Regions from separate parts of the Mus musculus genome. Here regions 1 and 3 are each linked to region 2. Evidence: chromatin contacts called from ENCODE Hi-C or POLR2A ChIA-PET data. All regions are on one chromosome and are shown on one strand. Each heading gives the region's core, a stretch centred on a gene start or an enhancer-like site at or near the end of the contact. The rest is flanking DNA. Distances are from core to core; before and after follow the strand shown.

The links. Hi-C counts contacts between places; a loop is a spot of excess contacts on that map. ChIA-PET counts read pairs that join two places held with the same protein, here RNA polymerase II (POLR2A).
Region 1: POLR2A ChIA-PET joins it to region 2 with 17 read pairs in Patski. The contact joins the enhancer-like site here to the promoter of Edn1 in region 2. A Hi-C loop is called at or near these places in 17 of 37 maps with a recorded cell type or tissue (CH12.LX, Patski, adrenal gland and 4 more). POLR2A ChIA-PET finds 5 or more read pairs at or near these places in 1 of 5 experiments (Patski).
Region 3: a map of left cerebral cortex shows a loop between it and region 2 (2.9-fold over the local background). The contact joins the enhancer-like site here to the promoter of Edn1 in region 2. A Hi-C loop is called at or near these places in 18 of 37 maps with a recorded cell type or tissue (CH12.LX, Patski, adrenal gland and 4 more). POLR2A ChIA-PET finds 5 or more read pairs at or near these places in 1 of 5 experiments (Patski).

What each region holds. Positions count from the first base shown.
Region 1 is chr13:42,574,067-42,577,196 of GRCm38, forward strand. No RefSeq gene overlaps it. Among named protein-coding and RNA genes, the nearest start is that of Phactr1, 110 kb to the right of the region's middle. Within about 2 kb of position 1,832, at least 1 of the 3 ENCODE cell types and tissues checked has a DNase peak (open chromatin) inside an H3K27ac peak, as active enhancers do; it is gastrocnemius, where a contact is called at or near this core.
Region 2 is chr13:42,299,886-42,302,862 of GRCm38, forward strand. It overlaps Edn1 (endothelin 1), which reads left to right and starts at 1,591. Exons shown (of 5, transcript NM_010104.4): 1 at 1,591-2,073. The coding sequence starts at 2,010.
Region 3 is chr13:42,592,246-42,595,286 of GRCm38, forward strand. No RefSeq gene overlaps it. Among named protein-coding and RNA genes, the nearest start is that of Phactr1, 87 kb to the right of the region's middle. Within about 2 kb of position 1,707, at least 1 of the 3 ENCODE cell types and tissues checked has a DNase peak (open chromatin) inside an H3K27ac peak, as active enhancers do; it is left cerebral cortex, where a contact is called at or near this core.

The sequences.
Region 1 (3,130 bases), core at 582-3,081, 270 kb after region 2:
TTTCTTTGCCTTGTCGACAGTTTGGTAGGAAACGATTTTAAATGTCCCATCTTAAGCTTAATCCAGGGGGAGGATTTGTTTGAAAATGTACAAGAGGATAGAAAGTGAGCAAGGGCCCTGGGATACCCCAGATGGGGCATGGTGTAAAGGGACAGGGTTTTGAGGGACAACAGCTTTGTCAAGATGCCTCTCCCACCAAAACCTCCTGGCTGGCAGGACTGCCCTGTGTGGGAAACCCCACGTCACTCAGCACTTCCTTAGAACATTAGTGGTTCAAGGAGGCTCTGCATAATAGAGTGTTGACCACAAAATAGGAGGAAGTGGGGCACAAAGGGGCGAGGAGTGGAATTCTAGCGCTGGGTTTCCTCCTAAATGTCTTCCCTTATACACGTGTTGATGTTCTCCCTGGTTAAATATTTGAAAAACACATCATAGTTTATTAGGTGTTTTTCCCCCTAAAAGAACAGCCTGTTCTCATCCAAGAAAGAATGACAGCTCTCTCTACTTATTACATGAAAGTGTCAGCTGACTCCCCAAAGCAGCTTGCTTGTCCCCCCCCCCTCTGTCTTACTCTGTCTCTCTGTCTCTTTGTCTGTCTCTGTCTCTCTCTGTCTCTCTGTCTCTCTGTCTCTCTGTCTCTCTCTATCTCTCTTTCTCACAAACACACACACACACACACACACACACACACACACACACACACACAGGATAGGGGGTGAGTGAACCTGTAAAGTAAAACTGGTTCAGAGTAGAAACTGCACAGGAAATTAAAGACAGTAGCTGGCTCTAATGATGCAGAGGATGGACTGCACTGCTGAGCTTTACAGGAACGAAGGGTGATTTCAAAAACGCTGGCAATACTCTATTTTTTAATTGCTGTTTTGTAAACCACCACGTGTAAATGTTTTATTGGCTCTCTTGGATACATCACACTTTTAACAATACTTTTTCTTGTATTATATTTTTACTCTATTTGAAGTTCTTTCTAGGTGCTAAAATGCAGTGCTCTCTGAGGACCCCAAAGGAGCAGGCATCAGAAGCAAGGTGGAATGCCTCTATGCTTTTCAGAGTTCAGGCTTTTAAACATATGCCTTTAGAAGAAATAGTTTGAAAGTGTAGTCTCCGCCTTTTACCTCAGCCTGAAGAAACAGAGTATTTGCTGAGATGCTCTGGACAAACGTTTCTCAGCTAGGGGTGGGGTCTCAGTACTTTCTCCCCTATCCAAGATGGAACTGGCTTGGTCCTGGATAGGTCTTATGTAGTATCTTTAGCTCCTGTGAGTTTGCCTGTGCATCAGAAACACATGTCCACAGACAGCACTCTTCCCCACGGTTTGGCTCTCTCACCCCCAACTTCCATTCTGTCTCTGCCTTGGTGGGCAGAGGTGAAGAGCCATAGAGATGGTCAATCCGTGGCTAAGCACTGATATCCATTTACACTCAGCACTCTGACACTTAAGGCCTCTGCATTAACCACTACCCACTGCAGACACCTTATCAGACCAAGACTGAGAGCATCACAAATCTGGGGCAGGAGGCTCCTAGTCCTCTTAGGCATCCCTAAGCGGAGGAAGCCCCGCCCCAGTCTCTCGCTTGGAGCAAAGTTCTATGGGTAGATTTTTGGTGGGCCATTATCATTATCATTGTTACTGTTAAACTTTTTTGCGTGAGTGGTACGTGTGAGTGTGCGCGAGTGTTCATGTGTAGGTCAGAGGACAGCTTCTGGGTGTCTGATATCAACTTTCCACCTTGTTTGACTTGGGTTCTCTTCATGCAGCTAGTTGGCTGTGAGCTTCTGTGGATTCTCCTGTCGCCACCTCCTATCGCCAGTAGGGGGCGCTGGAACTACAGATGCTTGCGCTTCTCCTTCAGGCTTCAAATTCCACAGCCAGTCTTGACAGACATTTCTGTACAGAGGCAGTCTCCAGCCCTGCTGCTTTGACTCTGGAGAACAAGCCTGGGCTTTCCCTCGCCTTTCTTTTCTTTTTTTTCACACTAGATGAATTTATGGTATATGCGAACTAGTATTTTACAGAGTTGATTTAGGTAGAGACCAGGCAGATTTCCGTAAGAAACTTCCTATCCTTTCATACCACTGAATTTGTGGCCTGTAATTTTTGCTATTTCCCAATATGCGAGTTTGTGGCTTTTTGAATTAGTGGAATGCTGTGATTTATGAGCTTCCCTCTTTCGACCCTCTCAGCTGACTTTATCAGCGTTCTCTAACGGTATTAGCAAGAGAAAATAAACTATTTTTAGGACTGATGATCACACAAAGTTAAAGCCCAATCATCCCAAGCATGTTGCAATTTTCACAAAATTCTCCTGAGGTTGTTTCTTCTACACGTGGTTTCAGCTCAGAAATCATTGTTTCTTAAAACCTTATCCTAAACACAAGACCATAGGATATGGAGCCTGTGCTCCTGAGCGGCTGCTGGAGCTGCTGCAGCCTCCTCCTCCTCCTCCTCCTCCTCCTCCTCCTCCTCCTCCTCCTCCTCCTCCTCCTCCTCCTCCCCCTCCTCCTCTTCCTCCTCCCTCCTCCTTCCTCCTCCCCCTCCTCTTCCTCCTCCCTCCTCCTCCCTCCTCTTCCTCCCCCTCCCCCTCCTCCCTCCTCCTCCTCCTCTCCCCCCTCCTCCTTTTCCTCTTCCTTCTCCTCCTTTCTTTTCTTCAAAATCTTAATTTGGGCATAGCCTTCTGATGGATACTGGTTTGTGAGGGAAAGAGAGAAAAGAAAAACTTAAACAGAAGCAAAAGAAGCAAAGGACCCTCTAACAACCGAAGAACAGGTGGTATAGGGGAGGGTGGCTGTTCACTTTTATTGGTGGGTGAATAGCCCTGGGTAAGATCAGATTAAAAACCAGCTGTACCATCTCTGTGGATCCGACAAAGGGAAAGATGGATCTGGGTGGGAAGGTCTTAGGGAAGGAAGCTTCAAGTGAGCAGGTTTCAGCATCCTTCAAGCACACCCAGCCTGGGTACTTGCCAGTTCCCATAGATTTCCTAAAAGATAAATGGTGGACTCACCAAGATAAAGGTATTTGAAAAAAAAATTGACTTAGAAGGATAGATAGAATGAACGTTCTCTGTTTTGGCACCAGGAACTCCTAAGTATGCCAAAGGACGTCATTTGG
Region 2 (2,977 bases), core at 341-2,840:
GGCCCTGGGCCTCGGGTGTGGGTGTGGGAGGGATGCTGGTTCCTGCTTCTTCAATGTCTCCAGCTCTTAGTCCAGAGTCTCCTAAGGGACAGAGTTCTTAGTGACCTAAAGCTGCTGCTGCTGCTGCTGCTGCTGCTGCTGTGTCTCCCCTACTGAGATTCCCAGAGAGGTCACTAGGCCTAAGCATGTCTCTGTCCACAGCGTGGGTATTGCTATCAAGTCTGCCTTTTGATTGTAGAGGTGAAGAAATAAATGGTTGCATGGACTGGATTGAGTCTATTTTGGCCTCTACTCCCAGGGAAAACTGAAGTCAAACAAGACGGGATGAAGAAGGGACCTTTGTGGTAGCATCCTAGGGAAACCACTCTGCGTGGATCCTGTGTGTTGTTTCCAGCTTATGGGCATTCCGGGAGCTTGTTGAAAAAAGCCAACGTGTTTTCTGTGTGTTTTGCTTTATTCATGAAGACATGTTGTCACTTGTGCCTTAATAACCCATGGACACCTGGGGGAGGGAGTCTTTCATGGTAAAATAGACAGGAAACTGTTTGGAAAATGTAAACACGTTATTAAAGGGTGAGGTATGATCTGATGCACATATTCAGCATCGGCAGTCCTTCCCTCCCCACACCCCCCTTGTAGCTTTCTAATCAAGCACAGACCGCAGGTTTGCCCGAGTAAAGAAGCAAAGTGATGTGGAGGAGACTCTGGAAAGTCGGGGAAGGGAATAATGGAATGCCCTGAAGCCACCTCTCTTTAGTATGTGAGGCGCCCCTTCTCTGCCTGGCCACAGCTTGTTACTAATCATTTAGAAGCCGAGGCTTTAGTTGTTTTATCTTATTAAAGCATAAGCCCCTGCAGCTCTCCATCTCCCCCTGGCGGTCGTCTCTGCCATTTCTCAAGATCCTTCGCGATAGCAGCAATTCCCAGGGAGAGGCTGGGCACAAGAAATATTGGAGGGCGAGTGTGTGTGTGTGTGTGTGTGTGTGTGTGTGTGTGTGTGTGTGTACGTGTACTTCTGATCGGCGATACTAGGGAGATAAGGATGTACCTGACAAAACCACATTGTTGTTGTTATCATTATTATTTAGTTTTCCTTCCTTGCTAACTCCTGACGGAATCTTTCTCACCTCAAATGCGAAGTACTTTAGTTTAGAAAAGACTTGGTGGAAGGGGTGGTGGTGGAAAAGTAGGGTGATCTTCCAAACTAATCTGGTTCCCCGCCCGCCCCAGTAGCTGGGATTCAAGAGCGAAGAGTGGGGATCGTCCCCTTGTTTGATCAGAAAGACATAAAAGGAAAATCAAGTGAACAATGATCAGCCCCACCTCCACCCCACCCCCCTGCGCGCGCACAATACAATCTATTTAATTGTACTTCATACTTTTCATTCCAATGGGGTGACTTTGCTTCTGGAGAAACTCTTGATTCTTGAACTCTGGGGCTGGCAGCTAGCAAAAGGGGAAGCGGGCTGCTGCTCTCTGCAGGTTCTGCAGCGGTCTCTGTCTAGTGGGTGTTTTCTTTTTCTTAGCCCTGCCCCTGGATTGTCAGACGGCGGGCGTCTGCCTCTGAAGTTAGCCGTGATTTCCTCTAGAGCCGGGTCTTATCTCTGGCTGCACGTTGCCTGTGGGTGACTAATCACACAATAACATTGTTTAGGGCTGGAATAAAGTCAGAGCTGTTTACCCCCACTCTATAGGGGTTCAATATAAAAAGGCGGCGGAGAACTGTCCGAGTCAGAAGCGTTCCTGCACCGGCGCTGAGAGCCTGACCCGGTCTGCTCCGCTGTCCTTGCGCGCTGCCTCCCGGCTGCCCGCGACGCTTTCGCCCCAGTGGAAGGGCCACTTGCTGAGGACCGCGCTGAGATCTAAAAAAAAAACAAAAAACAAAAAACAAAAAAACCCAGAGGCGATCAGAGCGACCAGACACCGTCCTCTTCGTTTTGCATTGAGTTCCATTTGCAACCGAGTTTTCTTTTTTTCCTTTTTCCCCACTCTTCTGACCCCTTTGCAGAATGGATTATTTTCCCGTGATCTTCTCTCTGCTGTTCGTGACTTTCCAAGGAGCTCCAGAAACAGGTAGGCGCCACTTGCGAATCTTTCTACTTCAGCGCAGCGCAGTTATCGCTTCTGTTTTCCACTTTTCTTTCTTTCTTTTCTTTCATTCTTTCCTTTTTATTTATTTTTTTAATTACTGAAGCTCCAGCAGCAAGTGCCTTACAATTAATTAACTTCTGTGTGAAGCGAAAGAAATAAAACCCCTGTTTGAATACAACTGACTACAACCGAGTATCGCATAGCTTCAAAATAACGTTGTAGCAGTACAGCTGAAGCAAAAATCTATTTTGAAATAAGTGTGTTTAGGGTTGCACGGTTCATTTAGGGGCTTATTCAAACGTTGTCTTGATAGTGCGCTAATGTGTAAAATATTGAAACACTCCAACTTAAAGCCAAGGAATTTTATTCGGGTCATGCAGGCACACCGTGAGCAGGGAAATCACCTGCCGATCAACCATGCGCTGAATAACCCCGCAGGCGGTTTCAGGGCGAAGCACATGCTTTCTTTAAAATTTGTCACTATTGACTTAAGGTTTCATTTGGCAGGTTTTTGGCATCTTCAAACACTGTGAGCTCTATTGCAGTTGTATTCACCTGTCCTGGGAGGGGAGCCGGGATCATTCCTGCCTGATTAAGGAATTAGACAGTACGGGCCACAGCTGGTTCTTTTCTCCTCCCATCCTGTTTTTTGAGGGTCAGTGCCCTCTTTTTGTCTTTTCATGACCCTAAGCAAAGAGAAAGGATGTCAAAAGGGTGAAAGCCCTGGAATGTGTCTGATCGTTTGGAATGAACAAAATCGAGCAGATAAACTGCGCGGCGATGCTGTGTTGGGCCAGAGGGAGGTGTCAAGTCCCACAGCAAGCTGTGCTGCCCAAAGATTCTGAATTCTGAACCCACGGGGTACTTTCCCTGGGTTCCCTGAGCA
Region 3 (3,041 bases), core at 457-2,956, 290 kb after region 2:
AAACTACTGCTGACACTCTATTATATAAAGCAGGCTTCAAACATGTGTAAACCCTTCTTTATCAATATAACCAAAGGGTTTTTTTTTACACTTTTGTTTTTATCAATATAACCAGCAACACTCCTCAGATAGGACAGTGACTCTATTGAAGTGCTCTTGGTAGGACATTAAGAATAACCCTTTCTGTAAAGAAAAGATGAAAAGCAAAGTCCTTGAGCCCAGAGACGCACACATTCCAAGAGTATGAGGGAAGAGCCTTGAGTGGGGCTTGAGGAGAGCCGAGCGTGGGTACCGTGCTGCTGAGCTGTATCTGCGAGAATGGAAGAGGCAAAGAAGCCAAGGCATTATCACGTCTTCTGATATCCACATATAAAATTCACTTCCATGGTAATTTTGTAAAACTTTGAAAAGATTGTCAGTATTGTATGCTATCTGAAACAATGCAGGCTTTCTCTTCATACCTCTGACAGTCTCAGGTTGTAAATAAAACAGACTCAAAAGAGACAGATGCATACATCTAGGTTTTGGTCATGAAACTTGTTCATCTCAAGGCTGTCAGTCCCAAAAAACAAAAAACAAATTGTGAAAATGAACTGAACTAGGCGGTTTTCTTGTTTCCTAACAAGTCTGGCTTCTATGAACCTTCTCTTAGCCGCTTACTCTATGAGAACCCAAATACAGAAAAGGGAGGTGGCCTTTTAGCTCAGCTCTCCAATCAGGCTATCTATCTAAACCAAACTGAAAGTTACCTTGTGTCCTGTTTCACCCAAATGGGACATGGAAATTGAGCTAAACCTCCCACTGGAGGGAACAAGACTGGACCAGAATGACAAATTGTAAGCCCGTGACTCAAGGCTGACCATAGACCAACAACAGGAAATGTCCATGAGGCTTATCACGCTGCTTATGGAAAACCCTGCACTGGGACTTATTTACTCTTGACAATGGCTTACGTTCTGGAATTTCCTTCTTCTGTGCTACATTGTAGTGTGAGTGCCCTTGAACCAGTGGAGAAAGATAGAGGCTGAGTTGATAGACAATCCAAAGCATGAATCACCAGAGACTACTTGACTAGTTACATGGTAGCTAGTAAACTGCCATGCCCGCCAGTCCCCTGTTAGAAACTAGAGATAAAGTACAAAAGCACTCACGTTTAACCATGGCTCAGAGTCTTTGGGACTTAGGCGACAGCAGATAGAAATGGAATAAACAATTCTAGTGAGGATGCAAGTAGATAAAACCTAAGAGTCTGGCTATGTTAACACCTCCGGTAGTAAAGCCTTTCCCTGAGAGCCAACAGGTACCATACATAGCCAGGGAAGCCACATGATGGGGAACTGTGAAGTCTGAGACATCCGAAATAGACATCCTGCCACAGTCTGCCTCATTATGAAACATTCCCCAAACACACTTTCGTAATAGACTCTGTAAAAAGCAGTTCTCGTGGGGAAAGCACAGCTCTGCCAAACCTGCTTAAAATCAATTTTGTGAACTGCAAGGCAGTCTTGGCAAGTCCAACTTTCATCACCTATTTGGCACATACCGGACTAGCATATCTGGAGTAACATTTATTACTTTATCTAAATGCGGCCCTTGGGGTCTGGGAGATGGCTGCACTGGGAAAAATTAGCTAGGGACATATAGGAAAGGTCTTTTATGCTAATTTTTCATGTTCTTGCTATTGCTTCTCAAGTGTTGTTTTCTCCGAAGGGAGAGCTGAAGTGAGGTTCCTCTCCATCTGTTTTGGCAGAATCGAGGCATCTGTCAGGGCTGAGCCCACCTTTCCCTCAGCTGCGACTACACAGAGTGATGTCCCAGCATCTCATCCAACTGCATCACCACGTAGATTCACAGCTACACACCCAACAGGATAACTTCTCTAGACAATGTTTGCTACAGGGTAGGCAAGTTGATTGACGTTTTCAAATCTCTATTAGGCACCTTTCCGCGCATGTCATAGTATAAACATTAATTTCTCAGCTATCTTGCCCAAAGTTCCAAAATCACACAAAAAATAAAAAGGTGTTTATGATACCTCAAAAAGGGTTTTGGCAGTGGAGATAAAGGCAGCATATAAAGTTTCAATACATCAAAGAAAGGGAAAAAATATTTTGGGAGCCTATCAGTATTCTCTTTGATGGGGTTAGAAGTAGCAGTTGGGTAGGTAAATATTTCTTGGCTCAGACAGAATAAAATGTTTCTATAAAGGGGAGAAAAGTTAGGCTTAAGTAAAGTAAAAACCAAATATGACAGTCAAGAGTGTGGTTCAATAGTGGAGCACTTGGCTAGTACAAACAAGGGACCTAGGTTCAACTCCCAGCATCAGAAACAAGCTAGCTAACTAAACGGGAACAGCTCTGTACCAAAGCAATCTCTCTTAAAAGTGAATGGAAATATCATAGACTCAGAAAACAATGACATATACATATACATAATATACAGTCATTACAAACCACTAATTTTTTTTAAAAATGTGATAAATATGAGTGAACATTCTAAATAGACATATTTCCCAGAGAAGTACAGTAGCAACCTATAAGCACACTAAAGACTTAGCATCACTATCACCAGCCATAAGCCTTCGAAGACTACTCACAGCAATGCCCAAATTCAAAAGCTCTGATAATACCAAGTGTTGGCAAGGATACAGAGCACCAGAAACACACGGGCACTGCTGGCCATAGTGTGTATAGTAAGGCCCTTTGGAGAACTTACTTCCAGCAATTCCACTCCTACACAGTCTCATGTGCCACTCACTGAGAAAAGTACATCTTGATGACGCTGACACTGGGAAGACACCATAGAGAACATTTAGGCAGATGCAGACCATGTAGGTAGGGCAGGTATTCTATACAGTCTGTCCCTGCAATCAATCAAATAATACTCTGGACGAAGCCACTGACAGCAGCACACAAACCCTTATTTTATAGGAAACATGTGTTTTTCACAAGTCGCAGGATTACTCTCTAAAGTAGAAACAACATACAATCATAAACAAACAAACCATAAAATAGTCATTTTTAATCATTGCCAAATATCAC